3 separate regions of the Homo sapiens genome follow, and all the other regions are linked to region 1. A link is a contact called in ENCODE Hi-C or POLR2A ChIA-PET data. All regions are on one chromosome and are shown on one strand. The core of a region is the stretch at or near the end of the contact, and the rest is flanking DNA. Distances in the headings are between cores, read along the strand shown.

Evidence for each region. A loop is a pair of places that touch in the nucleus more often than their neighbours do. ChIA-PET counts read pairs that join two places held with the same protein, here RNA polymerase II (POLR2A). Pooled maps may share reads with other maps.
Region 2: a loop to region 1 is called in a pooled map, with 3 times the contacts of the local background. The contact joins the promoter of LINC02817 here to the promoter of DUSP10 in region 1. A Hi-C loop is called at or near these places in 2 of 50 pooled maps. POLR2A ChIA-PET finds 5 or more read pairs at or near these places in 2 of 52 experiments (OCI-LY7 and PC-9).
Region 3: a loop to region 1 is called in a map of spleen, with 6 times the contacts of the local background. The contact joins the enhancer-like site here to the promoter of DUSP10 in region 1. A Hi-C loop is called at or near these places in 3 of 168 maps with a recorded cell type or tissue (endothelial cell of umbilical vein, mammary epithelial cell and spleen), 1 of 37 single-sample maps with no recorded cell type and 10 of 50 pooled maps.

The regions. Positions count from the first base shown.
Region 1 is chr1:221,739,844-221,743,418 of GRCh38, forward strand. DUSP10 (dual specificity phosphatase 10) reads right to left here and starts at 2,246. Exons shown (of 4, transcript NM_007207.6): 1 at 2,138-2,246. RefSeq lists enhancers at 1,316-1,953, 1,954-2,591, 2,063-2,252, 2,583-2,782, 2,592-3,229 and 1 more and silencers at 1,233-1,282, 3,003-3,482.
Region 2 is chr1:221,334,651-221,337,903 of GRCh38, forward strand. It overlaps LINC02817 (long intergenic non-protein coding RNA 2817), which reads right to left and starts at 1,646. Exons shown (of 2, transcript NR_024236.1): 1 at 1,213-1,646. The region is part of intron 2 of LOC105372932 (a long non-coding RNA gene); the gene reads left to right. RefSeq lists an enhancer at 776-1,975.
Region 3 is chr1:221,262,758-221,266,551 of GRCh38, forward strand. No RefSeq gene overlaps it. Among named protein-coding and RNA genes, the nearest start is that of LINC02817, 72 kb to the right of the region's middle. Within about 2 kb of position 1,841, at least 2 of the 41 ENCODE cell types and tissues checked have a DNase peak (open chromatin) inside an H3K27ac peak, as active enhancers do.

The DNA of each region.
Region 1 (3,575 bases), core at 996-3,495:
TCTCATCCAATCCCTGGGAAAGACCTTTGCATCCCTCTGAGCAAAGTCGTCCTAATTGCCCTTTATCATACCATTATCAAAACTTGAAATTCATTTTTATGTATTCAAAGAGGATGCAAACCTGAGGGCTCCAATCAATTTGGTTGCTAAGTCTAAGGTTAAATTTGGATGTAATGTTGTAAATGTTAATGAACAACCTTTCCTGGACCTACATAAAAGTTCAGCTGTAGAGAAGGTATAAGCACAAATAATTAGAAAAGCTGAAGACAGAAGGGAGGCTCTTAAGAGGCATCTATTCTGAACCTCAGCTCTCGGGCAGAAGTACACTGCAAACATCTGAGAAAGACCCATTTGTCCACCCTTGCATGCTTGCCATTTAATTCCCTCACTCGCTGCAAAGGCAAAGGGGTAACCAAGAGCACTGGCATGGTTCACAGAAAGGTACAGCAGCTAAATATACATCAGGGTGGATGTCAACTTTCTGCAAATCCCCTTAAGTGAATCTCTTTAACTTGGAGCTATTCTTGCCTTCCATTCTCTATTGGGGTCCTTTGAAAAGCACAACATAGTCATACTAAAACCTCACATGTTGTCTTTTGGCCTCTTATAAATTAATCTGCATTTCCCCTTTTCACTACTAACTGGTGTCCTAAAACGAAATCTCAAGCCATGGAGCCAGATCTGGAAACCTGGAAACCCCAGCCCCGGCAAATCCCTCACCCTTTGCTCTCTCACCTGCCCCCGCCCTCATTCCTGCCTGGAAAGGACAACTTGGGCTCTCCTCCCCTCTTCATCTCCCTGGCTGGCACAGACTGTGCATCCTAGAGCTTCTCTCAATGGGAGGCAGCCACGTTGTATAAGGTTTCAATCCCATACAGATATCCCCCCTTCAAGAGTACTGATTCCGTAAAGAGGACCTCCCAATTAGCCTGTACTCGTTGAAAGGGACAGTGAATTGTTGCCCACCGGATCTATCTCTGATTTCAGAGTGTCTGCAAAAAGACAGCTCCTTCCTCCTGTAGGCACAGGGGCACTCTACAACTCAGGCTTGCTAACTCTTCTTCTTCTATTAGACATGCACATAGCAAAGACGCCAAACCCCACGCCAAGAGACGCTCACCTAAACGAACTTTAAGAGCTATCAGGAAAAATGCCATCTATCATCCGTCTACACACGACCGTCACCATTCTCATCCGTCTACACACGACCGTCACCATTCTCTGACACAGAACCAAAGTGTCACAGGCGGAATCCACACTCACGCGCGCACACGGGGCACGCACCCATCACGTCGGCAGATCTCCAACGACTCGGGTTTCTCTCACCCACCTTTGGATGGGAGCGAAGGAGTCAACCCCCCTTCCCTTGCGTAGTATTTTTTCTGAAGAGCGAGTTCTATTCCAGAAGCTATAACTGTTTCCCGGTTGGACCAAGCGGTGAAAGTCTTTGCTATTGTGTTACCTGGTAGGACACGTCCAGGATCAACATACCATTTCTTCTGAGAGGGACGCATAAGCGTGTTCACAGAGACACGCGCTGGGACCCCCACCTCCACACAGAGTTCAAGGCTCACACACACACACACGGAGTGTATAGAGAGACCTGCATCCCTGCAGCAGAGGGTCGGGCGTACATACTGCCCGTGAAACCATCCAGTCTGGCCCAGAAAATCTCCCAGAGAAATACTGAGCTATCCCCTCTCCCTTCCACCACTAGGCAAGAGCTGGAGAGAAAATTAAGTGGTTAGAGAATGCTTCTTCCCCATTCCTGGAGCACTTAACATCCCCCCGCCCCCCGCTTCACTCCTCGGCACACAGCGCACTAATGAGCCCCGAGCATTTAAAACTGCCGCAAAGCATCCCAACAAACCTCATTTTTTCTTCGCCCCAAATCCAAGTAGACTGCAGGGAGTAAACGCACAGGGTAGCAGGAGCCAACGGCCGGAACCTTATAACCCTACCTGCTGTAGCTCCTCCGTCAGCATCGCATCTCTATCTTTCTGTCTCTGTCTCTCTCTCACACACACACAGATACACACACACAAACACACACACTCACACTCACACAAGCACCGCCTTACAATCCTCCACCTCCAGTCCCGGGCTCTCAGGAGTAGTCGCGGTGACTTCCACTTACTTCATAAATAAGTGTATTCCTCCACCATCTGGCGCTCCTCTTCAGCTATGGACTCGCACATTCAGCCCCCATTCACTCGGCTTCATTGATCTCCAGCAGCAACATAGTTACTTTCTCTTTTGCTACACTGTAAATGTAAGGTTCTGAGGGGGCGGACTCGCCGCCGACCGACGGCGGGTTGGGCCAATAAGAATCCGGAGAAAGCCGACCGCTACCTCACAGAGCCCCGCGACCAATGGGCAGCCTAGGGGGCGGGTAAGAAGGCGTGGCCTCATCTCTTTAAGGAGGGTTTATCCGAAGCTGCTCTGGGTCCTCGGTGTTAAAACACGGGCGGTGATGTCATTGGCAACCAATCAAAAACTTAAAAGAGCCAGCCGGGGCCGCGCGGAGCAGCTGCTCTCTATTTACATGTAAACCGAACCGGCAGGATGCAGTTAACCCTTTACCAGGCTGAAGTGTCAGCGGGCTGGACGCGCTGCTCCGCTAAAACTGGCTCTTCCCACTGGACGGGATCCTCCAACACTCCCTCACCCGGGGACAAACCACGCTATTTTTCCTCCTTACTATGGACAGATGATCAAAAGTATCGGAGTAACTTTCTAAAGGAAAGAGACTGCGATCACCGTCCCTAGTGGGAAAGCCGGGTTCTCTCCGAGTCGCTCGAGGTGACTTGACAAACGCTAAGCCAAAATTCGCGGACCTCGCCGGGTCTTCTGCGCTAGGACCAGCATGAGCGCGCAGCCAGGGGCGACGCTTCCGCTCCGAGCCGCGGCCCGGGGCCACGCGCTAAGGGCCCGAACTTGGCAGCTGACCGTCCCGGACAGGGAGGCCCTTCAGCCTCGACGCGGCCTGCGTCCTCCGGAGGGCCCTGCTCCGCCCGGGAAGCGTCCGCCTCCCGCCCGCCCGCCCGCAGATGTCGCTGCCCCTCTGGCTGTCCCGGCCTGACCGCCGCGCGCCGCCCTGCTGCTCACCTACTTCCGCGCCACGGTCACGCCCCTGCCGTCCCCAGGCTAACCCTCCCGGGGCTCGACCCAGAGCACTAAGGCGGCGCCACTGAGGGCTGCTCGGAGGAGGAGGCTTGAGTCGACGCCAGAGGCGGCAAGGGACGCGCCCTGAGCAGCGGTGCAGAGGCCAATCCCCTGGCCGGGCGTCCTGGGGCCCGCTACGCGCCCGCTGCCCCTCCGGGTCTGGGTCCCCGCCCGCCGCCGCCCCCCTTTCCCGCCTGGCGCGCTGGGTCCCCGCGCCGTGCCAGCAGCGCGCAACCCACCCGCCCCACATGCCTCGGCCGCCACCCCTCGGTCCCGCACGGCCCCTGCCGAGGCCAGGACCGGCAGCCCGGCGCTTCTGGAACAGCCGCAGCTGGCGGAAAAGAGCCAGAGCCGAGTGCAAATAGCTAGATTGAATGGGGCCGGAGGAGCGTGGAGGAGGTGACGCCGCC
Region 2 (3,253 bases), core at 396-2,895, 410 kb before region 1:
GGTACCAGGGATCGATTTTATTGAAGACAATTTTTTCCATGGATGAGGTTGGGTGGGGGATGGTTTCGGGATGAAACTGTTCCACCTCAGGTCCTCAGGCATTAGAGTCTCGTAAGAAGCACGTGACCTAGATCCCTGGCATGCGCAGTTCACAATAGGGTTCGCGTTCTTACGAAAATCTAATGCCGTGGCTGATCTGACAGGAGGCGAACCTCAGGCGGTAATGTTTCCTCGCCTTCCACTCACCTCCTCTGTATGGCCCGATTCCTAACAGGCTACTGACTGGTACAGGTCTGTGGCATTTGGGGACGGGGACTCCTGCTTTAAGCCATAGGGTAGCAATGCTTCATTTCCATCCAGAAAAGAGGAGAAAGCGCAAGGGATGGTTGTTGCAAAATCATGTTCCCCATCAAGGGAGTCTCTTGGAGACAGTGGAGTCACATAACCAGCATGGTGACAGCAGGAATCAAGCCAGCTCCTGAACCCAAGTAGGAAAGCAGGTGACTGAATGGCAAAAACTGCCAGATACAAATATTTTCTTTTGTGCTTCTCTGTTTTTGAAGCAGCTCATGCCCTGGGAAGATGAGGATGTCTTACAATTGTTTCCATTTAGTGATGCAGAAACTGTCACAACAATGAGTCACTGTTCTGTACAAAAGAGACCTTTGGTGGTGGAAAACTGGTGTGTGTGTGTGTGTGTGTCTGTGTGTGTGTGTGTGAGAGAGAGAGAGAGAGATTGCTCAAATTGCCATTGCCTAATCAGCCAGTAGTGATTGAATGGAGAAAGCCTTTGAACCAGATCTCAGATTCAGGGTGCTTTCATGGAGCAAAGAGAAAAAGACTGAGAAATTCACTATGGTGAGTATTGAGGTTGTACTGCAGCTCAGTCTGGAGAATTGAAGGCTCCTTCCTGAAAGGGTATGGGGACATAGAGAAAGATAGCATCAGTGGATCAAAGCTACCACATTTTTGCGGTTAGATGGAGATTACAGTAGGGAGTGACAGAGATAAAATGTTAAAAACCTCCAACATTCCAGTTTAGACACAGCCCCTCCCCTTTCTGGCCATAGTGACCGCTCTCTGGCAAGCACTGCCCAGGGAAGATAAATCAGTTAGCCAGTGGCCTAAGGGTTAGGACTTTAAAAAACAACAACAATAAAAAAACCAAGAAGTTATAAACCGTGAGTCCACAAGTGGCCCCAGGAGACTTGCCTTCTGCATTCTCTCTGTCTGCGCAGGACTGTGAGGCATCTCTGGGAAGCCATCAGCTCTCAGGGGCAGGCACAGGAAACAGCTCTTCTTGTTGGCAAAATCCAGTTCGGTGGTTTGGAACAGGGTAGACAGAGAAACAAACAAGTGTTTGTTCATAGGCTGAGACCTAGGGGGTGTATAAGGAGTAATGATCCTATCACCTAAGGAGGATGAATTCTGGGTCATTTTATGAACTGTCTTCCTTAGAAAAGCCTCCGAAGCAACTGGCAGATGAAAACTGGAAACTATTTTGAGCTGGGATCAGGGAGTCCAGGGAGCTCAGCAGACCAGGTTACTGCCACTGCCACTCACTAATTAAGCACATGGACAAATTGCTGCCTTTTCTTGGCCTCTTTTCCTCCTCATAAACAGATGAATCCAAAACTTTTCTAAATCCAAAACTCACCAGTTACTTTTCCTCTTGTCTGCTGATCTTTACTTTTTTTTTTTTTCTATGACACTGCATTTTTCCCCCCTGATGTCAGGATCCAAGAGAAAGTGAAAACCTTTCTCCTGATACGGTCAATACTGGAGAACTGGGAACAATGTCAGAATGACCGGCCACCCTGAGCCAGCCCCTTCAATGGCACTGCCCCTGGGGGCTGTTCAACATATAAACTGGGGCCATTTAACATATAAACTGAATTCAAAAGTTACTTCATGTTCTACAAAAAGAATATGTTTTATTTTTAATTTACCTTCATTTTCAAAAAAATCAAGATTCTCTCTTTAAGGTGCCCCGGGCCCTATGTGTCATGCAGTACCCATTTGCAGAAACATCTTCTGTCACCAAGAGTTTCGGAGACAGTTTTTGTAGAGTTCCAGGCCTCAGTTTCTCTCTCTGTTGCAGGGAAATAATCAGACTTACCTGCCATCAGCTGCTCTGAGGTTTTTTGTGAGCTTCTCAGCTGACAGTTTTAAAAAGTAAAAACTATCCTTATATGTGATTACGTATCTTCTCAAATAAGACTTTCTTACATCTGCAGAGACTGTTTAGTCTCTTAGTCTTTTCTAGAATTCTGGGTTACGTTTAAAACAAGCACTACGTTTTATATTAATACCAAAGCTTTGAAACCACCGTGGTTAATGACTCTACCAGCTGCTTTTTGTCGTCTTTAATAGTGACCTCTTTTTAGGAATAACTGCCACCTAATACCTTCCTCTCAAAGACTAGGTCAACAGAGAGTCATTTGGCTGATTTTTCCATCAACAAGCTAGGGGGCTGGGGGTTAGCACAAACTGGTTGTAACCATTTTATTCTTCAGCCTCTCTCTGTGCCTGTGCCTCAATATTTCTCCAATGAATGCTAGTAGCCTCAGGATGCAGTACAATGATGATACTATCCTGCCCTCCGAAGAAAAGGCACTGTTTTCCTGCCTGCTTCCCTCCAAAGCATAAACACACAAACCGTATGCTGATAGCATCATTGTTACAAATACAAGCTTGAGATATTTAAATATTTGTGTTTAGATTCCATCTTTATCCATCACTCTTTTGCCTTTGTACAATTATGAAATGCAGATATTTTCATTCAATATCAAAGCATCCATCCAGCCTCTTAGGAGAAATGCTGGCTTAGTTAGTGAAGTCAAAGCTTTTATGCCTTGAGTATTAAGCTTGCTGGGATCAATACATGGGAGCAGATCGTGGCAATTCTGGAATCTGGGACAAGCATCATCAGAGTGTGATCCCATCTTGAGTGCTCAGTGGAAGTAACTCCAAGCCAGGGGAAGTCCCACCAGAAGAAAAGGCTGACTCTAAATAAGGTGCATGTTTCCAAACTATTGGTGCCTTTTGCTCCTCTGGCTTGTGTCCTTCCCAGGGTTTTATACTCAGATACTGGAAGTGAAACTCCTTCATGTCCAGCTCACAGCTGGCTGCCATCATGGACTCATGGAACTAAATGGATCGTGGGGCCCTTGACACAACTACAACTCAGCCCTCCTCTCACTTCTATTTTTTGTTGTTTGTATGTTATGTACAATTGACTGTAAGTCATTAG
Region 3 (3,794 bases), core at 591-3,090, 480 kb before region 1:
CTGTTGGAGTTTGCTGGAGGTCCACTGTAGACCCTGTTTGCCTGGGTGTCACCAGCGGAGGCTGCAGAACAGCAAATGTTGCTACCTGATCCTTCCCCTGGAAGCCCGGGCACCCGGCTGTATGAGATGTCAGTCACCCCCTACTGGGAGGTGTCTCCCAATTAGGCTACTCGGGGGTCAGGGACCCACTTGCGGAGGCAGTCTGTCCGTTCTCAGACCTCAAACTCCATGCTGGGAGAACCACTACTCTCTTCAAAGTTGTCAGACAGGGACGTTTAAGTCTGCAGAAGTTTCTGCTGCCATTTGTTCAGCTATACCCTGCCCCCAGAGGTGGAGTTTACAGAGGCAGGCAGGCCTTGTTGAACTGTGGTGGGCTCCACCCAGTTCGAGCTTCCTGGCTGCTTTGTTTACTTACTCAAGCCTCAGCAGTGGCAGACACCCCTCACCCAGCCTTGCTGCTGCCTTGCAGTTCGATCTTGGACTGCTGTGCTAGCAGTGAGCAAGGCTCCGTGGGCATGGGACCTGCTGAGCCATGTGCAGGATATAATCTCCTGGTGTGCCGTTTGCTAAGACCGTTGGAAAAGTGCAGTATTAGGGTGGGAGTGTCTCGATTTTCCAGGTACTGTCTGTCACGGCTTCCCTTGGCTAGGAAAGGGAATTCCCCGACCCCTTGCGCTTCCTGGGTAAGGCGATGCCCTGTCCTGCTTCAGCTCACACTCTGTGGGCTGCACCCACTGTCCAACAAGTCCCAGTGAGATGAACCTTGTACCTCAGTTGGAAATGCAGAAATCACCTGTCTTCTGTGTCTCTCACGCTGGGAACTGTAGACTGGAGCTGTTCCTATTTGGCCATCTTGGAGGGAGCTATGAAACAAATGTCTTTAAGAGTGCTAACACTTCAGCCTAAGACTGCAGGTGGGAATTCATGAAAATTAATTGCTAAAATCCTGATGGAATGGAATAGCAGAATGAGATAGCTGTGTTTTCTTTATACAGTATTTAAGCCATATTTCTGCATAGCTAGGGACTGTGCAAGTGTTTTTCTTTGCTTCTGATACCACAGTTACAAAGGATTCCACTGGTGCCACTCAGGAAACAGTGAAGTATTTCTGTGTCCTGTGTTTCAATTCCTGACATCTTAAAGATGGCGGCTGCCATCGTTTTCTACAGTATCTCAAGCTCATTCTCCACCAGATGGCAGCACTGAAGTTCAGAGGCCTTCAGCACAGAGCCTCCTTGCCTGGTGAATACAAATGCAAAGCTTTAAGCTCCTTCACACAAGTTAGACTCTCATTCTCTCTCCTACCTCCCCTCCCCCACTGAAGGCAACCCCTTCCAATAATCAGCCTTCTAGACTAAAATAGAAGCTTTTAACATTTTAATGTCTTGTCACATTACTCACCAGTCTCATCTAGGTCCAGGAAACCATTTCCTGGAGGCCTCTTTTTTATTTGTGTTCATTAGCTGCGCTAATACATTCTCTTGGAAACCACAGTTTAATAAATTTCATAGCGCATAACCAGTGGACTTAATGAATATTAGTCACTCGGAGCAATTTTTGTTTATTCAGCTTCTCTTTCCTCTCCTCCCTTCCCCTACCCCAGACCTCATTCTGTGGAATGATAATAATACACAGAGAGCTGGCTGGTTACAGAAGACTCTAAAAACAAGAAGAAAAAGGATCTTTCTGAGCTCACACCTGTTTTAAGGTTTGTTATCCTTAAAACGAAAAGCTGTAGGGATTCACTCAGCTCTTTCCTTGTAGCTCCCAGTGGACTTTGCTGTTAAACCACAGGGAGGAGCCCAGCCTTCAGAGCACTTAAAAGTACTTATGTCAAATCCATCCCATTCTTCCGGCCTCCGTTTCTCAATCCAGCCACCATTCCCAGGGGCTGGAGCACATTACAAGGCATTCACTTCATATGAATGGGCACACACAGACTTTTTCACCATTTCGATATGTCTAACATTTGCAGGCACATCCTGTAGGCTGCCTGAAACAGCCTTAATTTCAATTTACTGTCTCCCCAAGGATCTTGCCATTCTGCGGAAAGTAGAAAACTCAATGGTCGTTTCTCCTCTCCGACCTCTCACCCCAGGCTCTCTCTGCCCTCCTCCTCTTTCAAGGAAAAGCTGTATTGGGAGGAACATTTTGCTCCAGATGAATAGAATGAAGTTTTGATGCTTCTAACAGCACGTATGATCTTTTATTTTTAAAAAATAATGAGCAAGTTACATCAGATTACCACATTTGGAAACTGTTCAAAGTCGGCATACAAAGCCCAGTAAATGCTGTCTTGGGTCCTCCTGGAATATGATTACACAAGACAGCATGAAATCATAGTCTTGAAGTTTTACGTTGTCGTTTGTAACCCGCTAGGTCTAACTCTATATAACTTTTTAGTATGGAAATTTCCAAATATGTATACAACTTGAGAAAATACTGTAATGAACCTCAAGGTACCTGTCCTTTAACTTTCACATTAATCAACATTTGGCCAATCTTATTTTATCAAATCCTCTTCTCACACATGCCTGTCTTTTTTGCTTGGAGATTTAAAAACAAATGACAGATGTGTCTTTTTCTCTGTAAACAGTTTGGCATGCTTTGCTAGCTGATAAGAGCTTTCTATTTTTAGCATAATCACCATGCCAATATCACACTTAACATAATTAATGGTAATTCCTTAGTCATCTAATACCTAGTCCATTTTAATTTTTTTCCTGATTACCTCAATATTTTTTTTACTAGTTCAGAATCCAAACAAGACCCACTCATTGCATTAGTTGTTTTTTCCTTAAGTCTCTTTTGTTTTGCAACAGGTCCTCCTCCTTCTTCTCCTCTTCCTCCTCCTCCTCCTCTTCCTTCTCCTTCTCTAGTTTTATGCCATAGATCTGTTGGTTATACCAAGATTTTTGTCTATAGAAATATTTCATACTGTACATTTGACTGATTGTTTCCTTGTGGTGTCATTGAATTTGTTCTTGTACTGTTAGGGATATTTCTGGCAGAGAAAAAGTTAGCTGAGTTTTTCACTCTTATACTGAATAAAAACCAGTAGAATACAGAGGGAAATCCTCATTTTGCTTTGGCATCTGGAGCTACACTTACTGTTAATTCATTCAGCAAATATTAATTAGCTCTTGTAATGTACCAGGCACTGTACTGGGCTTTGGGAATGCAGAGTGACTAAGGGGGTTGGGAATATGGGATAACTGAGAAAATCATGGACCTTATCCTTGTGAAACTTAGGAGTCGTGGGTTTCAAAGCACCACTTAAAAAAACACCTGTGTTGGGTTCTCCTAACACTCTTGTAACGTCCATCAAGTTGTAAAGCCCTCTTAAATTTACTGAAGAATACCGAGGATGAAGTGATAGGTGCTGTAGACAGGAACTATACAAGAAATCACTAATGGAGAAGTCAGACACCATTCCCCTTGGACTTTTGGATTTCGCTCTTTTGATAAATTAATTTTAGATCCTAAACTCTGTCACAGGTGGATCAGTACTGCTAAAAAGATTTAGGCAACCCCTGAACAAAATTAATATCAGGGTATCAATTTATATTGGCCTAGGTTACAAAAGAAGTTAGTTCCTTACGAGTTCCTTAATTCTGACACCCATCTCCAAGAAATCCATCAATGCATAAAAATAAGAAACACATTGGAACATAGTGCACAGAGACTAAACACAACTGAAATAAAAGTTACCCAAAATGAAACTTCTCTTACTTACCAGTGTGTGATAAACTCTGATATCTCCAAATCTATTTTGTTTTATTTTTATTTCATTT